Linked DNA regions of Mus musculus: region 1 is linked to region 2. The links are chromatin loops, found by intact Hi-C in ENCODE. Cell type or tissue: heart. All regions are shown on one strand. Links, peaks and the distances in the headings refer to the core of each region. The heading gives the core; the rest is flanking DNA. Region 1 overlaps Spata9 (spermatogenesis associated 9). Region 2 holds the start of Gpr150 (G protein-coupled receptor 150).

Region 1 (5,383 bases), core at 229-5,228, 75 kb after region 2:
GGATAATACCTTAGAGAGCTGTCTGAGATTCTCAGGATGGTGCAGAAAATCCTGGACTGGAAATGCTTGAAGTCTAGTCCCAGGTTGTCCATACGTCCCTAGGGCACTAGCAAAATTCCTCCAGGAGAACTCTGCCACCAAGTGCAGGTTTTACTAATATGAACTCAGCTGGGGAAATTCCAGTTATATAATCATAAAACATAAATAGTCACTCCTAATATTTCAAAGAATAATTATTTGAAAGATAACACACACACACACACACACACACACACACACACACACACAAATATGTTCAAGATTCTTGGAAAAATTTAAAGGTAGAAAGCTCTCTAAGACTTGAAAGGGGGTGAAAACCAAAACCAAAAACAGAATCCTTAGAGAAGGAGCCAGGCACCATGGTGCACACCTTTAAATCCAGAATTTGGGAGGCTGAGGCAGGCGGATCTCTGTGAGACTGAGGGCATCCTGGTCTACAGAGCGAGCCCCAGGCCAGCCAGAGCTGCATACTGAGACCCTGTATGGAAAGACTTTATTCTGTGGGGATGCACAAAAATAAAGCTGTGTAGAGTAAGACGAGAGAGCTCAGTGATGAGGTGCTTGCTGATATGCACCTGGTCTTGGTTTCTATTCTCAATGCTACTCTTAAGGAAAAAAAATACAATAAAATTAAAATATATTTAATAGGCGTGTCAGAAAAAGAGTTTATAGAAACTGACAAAGACATAATATTTGAACAAGTTGTTGCTGAGGCTTTTCAAGAATTGAATTAGTTATTATCAGATGGAAAACTCAGAATTTTCTCAAGAAAGCTCACCCCAGTACAGTTTGAGTTAGTAAGAGTTGAAAATTCCTCTTGGAGATATACACAGACAAAGTCTCACATGTATGGACAGGGAAGACATCTCTAAGCATGTTCACCAATGTACTGTTTGTAAAAGAAAGGAATTGGAAATCAAATTGTTCATACTCCCAGAAACAAACTCTAGATTATCTTTCCTTGTCTTGGAATACCAAAGAGAAGCTAAAATAAACTCTAGCTACATTTATTAATAATGTTAGACAAAACCAAGAATTGTCAAGATAAGTAACAGCATAATGTAATCTATGTGAATGTTAAGCATACACAATAATACTATATAAATAAATATATCCAAATGTACTAAAAAATAAAATTACATTTTCATTTCACCTTCATGGTAATCAGCTCTGTGAGAAAGACAGAAAAAGGGCTAGGATATGTTTCTTTTTATAATGGGCCATTCTGAGGGACAATGAACATGCATTAGGTCTTGGTTATAGTTATGTGGGACTTCTGATAAACCATTTTTGTGTTTTTAAGTATTTCACTCATAAAATTTGTATAATGCTACATCATTAGATGGCCCCCAAAAGGAAAAATGTTATATGTTGTCAAAGAAGACAACGACCCCACATTATTTCTGGTTCATTCACTCAGTCTCAAAACAAGCTTCTAGAGTGAGCTAATACAGACAAGCTATACATGTATCTCAGACTCCTATTGTCAGTCAAATACATTGTGGTTTTTAGGTTTTAGTGGATAAAAAAGAACACACAGTTTAGCTTGAATGCAAAGACAGTATTTTCTGCCACTAAATTTCTATGACTACAGAGAGATTATTTTCTACAGATCTCTTATCTTGCTATACAAACTGTCTTCTGAGCAAGGGATATGTTTGAATATCAAGTAGCTTTAAAAGCTACAGTAAATGCATTTCTGGGGAGAGATCTATAGATGAATCCCCCAGATATGTCAGCGGGCACCCAAGATAATGCCCTCTCCCTTTTACTGTGCAGACACATTCCAGAGTAATGGATACGCCACCCCCTTAGAGGAGAAGCTGAGTAGGCATTTCAGTGTCCCTGAAAAAGCCTCTGTTTATTCATTTCAAAGTTCTTCTCTCCTGATACAATATTAAATATGTACAATTAACAAAGAACCCTTATTGTATCAGCTCGTAGAAAGAATCAAAAGTAGGAACATTTGATTAGCTAGACATTGCTCTGGCTAATTCCAGAATACAATCTGTCCTGGATTGGCCCTAATGCTATTTGTGTTAATTTGGTTCCAAAAATTACATGGGAACCTGCTTGTCTGCCTGTAAGATGCTCAGGGTCCCTGCCCCTGGTTGGCTTTGATTGGTGAAATAAAGTTGCTAGTGGCCAATGGCTGGGCAGAAAGAGAGACAGTAGCAGAGATGAAATACAGATTTTAGTAAGAAATAATTCAGGAATATCAGAGGGGAGAGTGTGTTGACCATGGGGAGGTTTGGAAGTGACCCAGCCATTGAACTGCTTAGGACATCTTAAAAATAAGGCTGTGTGTGTGTGTGTGTGTGTGTGTGTGTGTGTGTGTGTGTGTGTGTGTGTGTGTGTGTCTACAAAAGGAAAATGTGGTGACTTAAAAGCAATGTAAAATTTCAGATCCTTTGCAGCTTTGATTCTGTAGAAAAATGACAAAAGAAATGACAACCTAATTTGTAAGAAATACTTGAGAAATATTCTCAAAAGACATTTTACAACAACTCTATAAAAACTATGCTTTGGGGACTGGACTACTCAGCTGTTAAATGCACTTGTTGCTCTTCCAAAGGACCTGGGTTCTATTCCCAGAACCTATATGGAGACTTACAGTTGTCTGTATAACTCCAGTTCCAGAGGAACTGATGCCCTCTTCTGGCCTTCATGGGCACTGGGCATTCATGTGACACACAGACATTACATACAGGCAAAACATCCTTAGATAACATAAAAATAATTTTTAAGCCTATGGATTTGACAAAAGTCAGAGAAGGAATGGCAAGGCAAAACATTAGCTTTCAAAGGACATTTCAGAAGGAACTAAGAAAATATTCAAATATTCTTTCAATGTTATAACGATACAGAACAAGGCTTGGAGTTTAAAAAAATTCATTGTTTAGCAAATGTAAATATTTTAAAAATAGTCTTAAATATCAAGTATTGCAAAGAAATCTTTTATAAATTCTGTTCTTGGGTGATGAATAATTGAAGTATTTGATTTTTTTCAAAAGTAAATCTTTAATTAATGAAAGATAGACTCCAACGTAATGAAATGTTTGTTGATTCTGGCAACCATTCTGTATGAGGACCTGCTCTTCCCACTATACTTTCAGGCCATATGGTCTCCACAGGCCTCTGACTCCAGCTCTGAAGAGAAAGCAGGGAATCTGTCTTAGGCCATCTGATGTAGTCCACTTCCCTGGTTTAAAGGGAAGCACTGAGATGTATGCCAGCCTCTACCAGTGAACCTGAGGAACACTGGCTCCAGGATTTGATTTTCTGCCATAATTACTTGAGCCTAGAAGGAGGAAGACCCCCTTCCCAAAGCAGTTTTACAGGTCATGTTGGATAATCTAGGAGTGCAATGAATGTAGAGTAAAGAATGAAGATATGCAAAGGAAGAGAGGTAGGCATTGCTTTAGTATCTATGCAGCTATGTCTGGGTGGTTTGTATAAGCTAACACTTTCTCTTTTTGTTTAACCCATTTTGAGCATGATTTTCTCTCCTTTCAGCCAAAGTGTTCAAACTGATACAGCCAGGGTTGAGATTCTGGCTCTGTAAGACACTGAGTCTTCCTACAGAACAAGTCCAGATGCTTTGAATAACATCCAGATTGAAGTATCCAAAGTACTGTGTCATAAAATTTTGAAAATATTCAGGCCTGAAAACATTTTAACAAAAAAAATCACAGAAGCTACATGAAGCCATGAAGGAAAAATATAATTAGAAATAAACAAATTTTAGTGGGTACACCTGAGAAAGTTTATAGCTGAATATACTCAACTGCCATACCAAAGGTTATTTTGAAAACATAACAATAAGTGAGTAAGGTGCAAAATACAACCAAATTGAAAATTCACTACAGCTTCCAGTTTCCATCTCTGTTTGTAGCAGATCCTCTACCACAGGGCTCTATACCCAAATAGCACCAGGAGGGAGCAAGACTCCCAGGATTGTGGACAGGACTGTGAGTGCAGGTTGGACCACCACTGTTGTTCAGAGGAACCCACACAGAGCCCCCAGAACAAAGGAATGGAGGGCCATCCTGAAACGGGAATCTTCTGGTCTCCATCAGTACCTAGAGCTGATCCTGTGCCACAGACCTACATATACAAATACCACCAGGAGAGGGCTGGTCTCCTACGGGTGCCTACATACCTGCAAGCACAGGTAAGTCCGCCACTTCTCTTCAAATTTCTGGCCCAAGAGTGACACTTAAAGGGCCATCAGGAAACAGAAACCCTAAGAGAACACAGATACCACCCCAGGCTACTATACCCAGCAAAACTCTCACTTAGAATAGATGGAGAAACCAACATATTCCATGACAAAACCAAATTTAGACAATATCTTTCTACAAATCCAGTCCTACAAAGTATAATTGATGGAAAGCACCAACACAAGGAGGGAAACTACATCCTAGGAAAAGCAAGAAAGTAATCTTCTTTCAACAAACCCATTAGAGGATAATCACACAAACATAAAAATAACATCAATAATAACAGGGAGCAACAATCACTATTCCTTAATATCTCTTAACATCAATGGACTCAATTTCCCAATAAAAAGGAATAGACTAACATACTGGATACGTAAACATGACCTAGCATTTTGCTGCATACAGGAAATGCACATCAGTGTCAAAGACAAACACTACCTCAGAGTAAAGATCTGGAAAACAATTTTCCAAGCAAATGGTCCCAAGAAAGGAGCTGAAGTAGCCATTCTAATATTGGATAAAATCAACTTTAACCAAAAGTCATCAAAAAAGATAAGGAAGGACACTTCATACTCATCAAGGGAAAAATCTACCAAGAAGAACTCTCAATTCTGAACATCTATGCTTCAAATGCAAGGGTACCCAGAATTCTCAACTGAGAAATACTGAATGGCTGAGAAGCACCTAAAGAAATGTTCAACATCCTTAGTCATCAGAGAAATGCAAATCAAAACAACCCTGAGATTTCACCTCACACCAGTCAGAATGGCTAAGATCAAAAATTCAGGTGACAGCAGATGCTGGCGTGGATGTGGAGAAAGAACACTCCTCCACTGCTGGTGGGACTGAAAACTGGTACAACCACTCTAGAAATCAGTTTGGCGGTACCAGAAAATTCGAAATAGCTATACCACTCCTGGGCATATACCCAGAAGATGCTCCAACTTGTAATAAGAACATATGCCCCACTATGTTCATAGCAGCCTTATTTATAATAGCCAGAAGCTGGAAAGAACCCAGATGTCCCTCAACAGAGGAATGGATACAGAAAATGTGGTACATTTAAACAATGGAGTACTGCTCAGCTATTAAAAACAATGGATTTATGAAATTCTTGGACA
Region 2 (5,383 bases), core at 52-5,051:
AGACCAACAGTCTCAACTAACTCGGACCCCTGAGACAGTGTGTGCTAGCTTGTCCAACCCCACCCCCACCCCACCCCCAGACACATAGACAGCAAAGAACTACCTGGTCTGGCCTCAATGAGAGAAGATGCGCCTAACCCTCCAGAGACTTGAGGCCCCAGGGAATGGGAGATTTGCTGGGGTATGTGGGGTGTGGGGACATCTTCTTGGAGACGGGAGGAGGAATGGGATAAGGAACTGTCAGAGGGCAGAATAGGAGGGGGATAACGACTGAGCTGTAGAAAAAAAGATTAAAGGTAATATTTTTTAAAATAGGAGGAGGAGGAGGAGGACATGGGGGAGAAGGCCAGGACCAGCTTGTCCTATGGGTTTTGCAAGGCCACAACTGATTCTGGCAACCCAAGCAGCAGTGGTTGCCATTTACCCTGGAAAACAACTATTTTTTTAAAATCAATATTTTATCAAGTCTTTCTAAAGTTCGATGGAATAAACTTTCAGTGGTAGAATCTTGGTATATTATTTATGAGAATATTCCAACAAACTGTGGAATTACTTTGAGAAATAATTGAACTAACGTTTGGTAAGGCAGTCATGGGTTGCCAGGTGCTGCTCAGAAATGAAAGACTGGAGCACACGGTACCAAGAAACTCTTCATTGTAGCCACTGTTCCTCTTCCTTCATGTTCCAGCAAAGAGAGACATCAGCATCCACACACCCTCAGACCCTACTGGGCTCTTCTAGATGATACTGGCACCAAAGGCATGAAAAGCATCTTATGTGATACATTTATAGTCAGGACCAGAACTTTGCTCAAAGTTATCTGATATGCCTTAAATTGGTACTAATTCATCAACTGGACATATATTGACTGATTGATATCTGCCATGTATCAGGACCAATATGAGGATCTGGATAGATAATGAAAAACGACACATGTCTCCAGCCAAAATGATAGACCTTAGGAAAATGAGATTTCTACAGCAACCAGCAGGGTGGTACGAATCCTACCAAGTCCCCCTAATTCATGCATCTGTAGGTTGCAAACATTCCCACAGCTTGGGAAGCAACAGACACCCATTCCTCCCTGGCCCAAGACCAGGAAGTACAAGAAATTTTACTTTCACCATGATTAATTTGATGGATGCACAAACTGATGCTTCCAACGGGAAAAGTGAATTGTTTGTGAAATGAGGCTAAAAGTGGCAGCATTAAATCTAAACCATTTCCTGTGAACTGGATTTCTTTTTTAAAAATTGGCTGCTGTATGGTTTTCTTAGTCACCTTTTCTCTGGGCTTATTGGAGGCGTAGTCCCTCCCAGCAACCTCCCATCTGCTGGAAAACAGAATCAGGAGACAGAGAAGCCCGCGTGACACATCCATCACTAGAAGAAAATACTAGGAAGGACTCAATCCATGAACCACCATTTGTATAAAAATCTGGTAGTACTGTCTTCAGACTGACAAAATGAGTTTTGCATCACTGAGAGGAGAGAGCGGCTGCCATCCCCTGATGCTAGTAAAGAGAGTACTGGAAAGCATCTGCAGACCTCTCTGTTCCTAATTGCCAGGCAAAGGGAGGGCCCATAGTTCTCTCCGGATTAAAGTCCTAGCACTGCAGGCAGAGGAAGGTATACCCCTATCAAAGGCTCACCTAATGACTCTGCTCAAAAAGCTATTACTACTATTTAGGACTGGTTGTAGTTCTGTGGTAGACTGCTGGCCCAGCAGGGTCGGAAGTGGAGAAATAGAGGAACCCTGCTTGGTTTCTTGTGTCCTTGTATTTCTCAAGCTAGCGCAGACGTATGGCATTACAAAAAAAAAAATTCTTTTCTTTTTTTTTTTATCAAAAGTAGCATTTGTAATTTTTCCTGTTAGCAATCACACAATTAATTGTTGGGGGTGGGGATACTATCTCAGCCGAGGAACTATCTATCTCATAATTGATTCTGAGTTAACATTAGTTAGCCTTTGCAGTGGTCACATGCACAACTTTCTTTCTGGCTATATGTCACAGGGCAAGATTTCCAGAGCCTAGAGGTCCACGGATGCCACTGAGGGAGGCGGCTGTGTGGATTAGAAAGATGCTCTGCTGGGATGGGGGGGGGGGCAGTGGGGAGGGGGAGGAAGCGAAAAGCGGAGAAGGTGGAGAATAGGGATCATGTGTGTTCCTCGAATATACAACCCACATTTGAGTGACAAATACCAAGAACAACCTATACAAACAACTAAGCGCAAATCCACGCGTATCCATCTCACCCTGGGTGTGTGTGCTTTTTCAACTAACTTTGGGAAATCGCCGAGACCCAGCGGTGTGGCCCGCGCCACCTCTCATAGACTTTGGCCTTTTAAGCGGTATCTCTCTTTCCTCCGGATTAAGGATGGAAGATCCTTTCAGCCTCGCAATTCTGAATCCCGCATCCAACCTTTCTGTACCCACTCAGCCAAGCTGGAGTCTCAACCTGACTTCTGAGCAAGGAGCCTCTGTCCCAGGACCGCATTCGCCTCCACGCGGGCCACCCAGCCACCGGATCCATCTGGTCTTCTTGGGGATCATCCTGGTGGCCGCGGTAGCTGGCAACACCACTGTGCTCTGCCGCCTGTGCGGCGGTAGCAGCGGACCCTGGCCGGGTCCCAAGCGTCGCAAGATGGACTTCCTGCTTGTGCAGCTAGCAGCGGCTGACCTGTACGCAAGTGGAGGAACAGCATTGTCGCAGCTGGCTTGGGAGCTGCTGGGCGACCCGAGACCGGCTCTGGGCGACTTGGCTTGTCGCCTTTCCCATCTGCTGCAGGCATCGGGGCGGGGCGCCTCCGCCCACCTGGTGGCGCTCATTGCCTTGGAGCGCCAGCTCGCGGTGCGCATTCCTCAGGGCCCTCAGTTGCCAGCACGTGCCCTGGCTGCCCTGAGCTGGCTGCTGGCTCTGCTACTGGCGCTGCCTCCGACCTTCGTGGTGCGCTGGGATGCTCCTCCATCTTCAACCGCCAATGCCTGGCCAGGGAAGCATTGCTGCAGGGGCATCTTCGCGCCCCTGCCGCGCTGGCACCTGCAGGTCTACGCGCTCTATGAAGCTATCGTGGGCTTCGCGGCGCCGGTCGCTCTCTTAGGCTTCTCTTGCGGCCACCTGCTGTGTGTCTGGTGGCAGCGTGGGTCTCAGGCTCCGGTGGCTAGGATGCCCTGGTCGCCCAGTATGGCCAGAGCCTCCTTGCCCAGCGCGTTGCCCCAAGCCAAGGTGCAAAGCTTGAAAATGAGCCTGGCGCTGGCACTGCTCTTCGTGGGCTGCGACCTGCCCTACTTCGCCGCTCGCTTGGCAGCCGCCTGGTCATCGAAGCCCGCGGGTGACTGGGAGAGAGAGAGCCTGGTGGCGGCGATGCGCGTCCTAGAGGTGGCCAACAGCGCCATCAACCCTTTGATCTACCTTTTCTTCCAGGCGGGCGACTGCCGTCTCTGGCGGAGGCTGCGGAGGCGCCTAGGAGTTCTGTGCTGCGTGCGGGAGGAAGAAGCCGATATCAGCGAATGGGCTGGGGACCACCAGGCACTCCACCGCCATCGCTGGCCCCACCCTCATTATCACCATGCCCGGCGGGAGGAGCGGAACCAGGGCTGCCTGCGCCCACCCCCGCCACGCCCCAGACCGCCGCCCTGCTCCTGTGAAAGTGCCTTCTAGGAACTGCTGAACGGACAGGTCCTTGGCCACTGTAGCACAGCCTTCAGACAACGGAGGGTGTAAGTGATCTGCCTAAGTCACCAAGAGTGGAACTGTCTGCAGGAACTACTGAAGCGGCCCGCATCCTGTATGCGACAGTTATTTCCTTCTAGTAAGGGCATGATTTTCACTTCCCGTTAGTTTTCTTCCCTCTGGTTCCTCTCATAACGCCCATTTTGAGGAGACCAAACTCTTGGAAAGTTGTAAAACAAACAAACAAACAAAAAAAAAAACCAAAACAAAAAACTGAGTTCCAGAGTCAATGTTTTTGCGATTCTCTTTTATACTCCCACTACGTTCTAGATTAGACAATTCATTTTAACTAAATTGACAAATTTTCATTCGTTGCTATTATGTTTGTAGTGATTTTGAATTGTGCTTAAATCAAGTGCATCTTTGGGGAGTAGCAAATTTGATGTTCCTTCCGAGAGGAAAATCCCCATAATGCTCTTCCTGGGGAGATCTGGAGTGCTGTTAGCAGCACTGTAGGAAAGTGATCATGCTGTCACGTTAGCGACAGAGCATTTGAAAAATAAAAGCATTTCCCACGTAGCAGCTACAACATTTCTTTAAAACGTAGTAATGTGCTTTCTGGGAGGAAAATAGGTGTGGCTTTTATTTCCAACTTTCACATCAATAAAAACTGAGAATACAGGAGGAGCACATACGCTTCTTTTAGTCCTTTCCAAGCATGCCTGTATTCTGTTAGACATAGAGCTATTGTGCCCAGACCAGCTTCTAAGTTTGTCCACATTAAGCTCCTAAAGGCAAAGTCTTGAGGGAAAGTGTCAATTCGATGTGGCAGGATGGTACTTACTGTTCAAGTGCTCTGAGATCTGCAGGAGAAAGCTCTGTGTAGGTAGAGAACTGTTTAAAAACAAACCTAAACAGGTGAAGTAGAGGCCCTGCCAGTGATCCCAGCACCCAGGCAGGAGCATTGTCTTGAATTTGAGGCCAACATCGACTAAGTAGTGAGTTTTGGAATAGTCTGGACTACATAGACTCTTTGTCTTAAACAAACAAAAAAAATGTCTAGCTTATTCATGTGAGTCAGAGAGGATTAAATCAGGGAACAGTTGATGCATGACCTCTTCCTCTTCACTGTTCTTGCTTCTAAGGGAAGTCGTAGGATTTCTGAGCACCATACAATGTCCTGCACCTGAGAACTCACATCTTTCACAAAACTTGAGTTCTTGTCCATAAGTAAATGTGCCACTAAGAGGCAGAGGGGAAGGGACTGGCTAAAGGTTGTTTACACAAGTCATAATCTGTGAGGATTGTGTTTTGTTCGTGGATAATTATATACTTCTACAACATGTGAAACATAGGAGCCACTCAGTGCAGATTTGTTGCATAATTTAGCAAAACTTGATATAGGTAGGTTACATAAAAGATAAGCTAAAGGAAATCTCCATTCCTCCAGAATACTATTTCTTAGCAGATATACCAGTTAAGCCCATGGTAAGTCCTAGTAGAAGGGACCCAGGTCTGTCCTCCTTTGTACTAGTTGGATATTTGGAGCCTGGAGGTTGGCATCATCTTCCCTGGAGAGGCTAGCTTATCTAGCTGTGAGCTGCCAAGAAATGGCAGGTGCAGAACAGCAGCTACTCAAGGTACTTTTATCCCACTTGCTCAACCCAGCAATAATCCCAAGGTGTTCTTCTATGAGAACCTAGTATGGG

The links. Hi-C counts contacts between places; a loop is a spot of excess contacts. Peaks named below come from ENCODE experiments on the same cell type or tissue, not always from the same donor. Only the 100,000 strongest peaks of a DNase experiment are listed, where the experiment ranks them.
Region 1: it touches region 2 in a loop (8-fold over the local background); 4 of 42 quality-filtered maps call a loop at or near these places.

The regions. Positions count from the first base shown.
Region 1 is chr13:75,979,407-75,984,789 of GRCm38, reverse strand. All of the region lies in intron 3 of Spata9 (spermatogenesis associated 9), which reads right to left. Among named protein-coding and RNA genes, the nearest start is that of Spata9, 14 kb to the right of the region's middle. In heart, for the core only: a CTCF peak has its summit at 2,704 (motif pointing left); no DNase peak of the experiment used is centred there.
Region 2 is chr13:76,053,820-76,059,202 of GRCm38, reverse strand. Gpr150 (G protein-coupled receptor 150) reads left to right here and starts at 2,207. Exons shown (of 1, transcript NM_175495.2): 1 at 2,207-4,352. The coding sequence starts at 2,379. The coding sequence ends at 3,662. In heart, for the core only: a CTCF peak has its summit at 2,811 (motif pointing right); DNase peaks (open chromatin) are centred at 2,722 and 3,672; H3K4me3 peaks cover 1,990 bases; H3K27ac peaks cover 1,236 bases; H3K27me3 peaks cover 4,238 bases.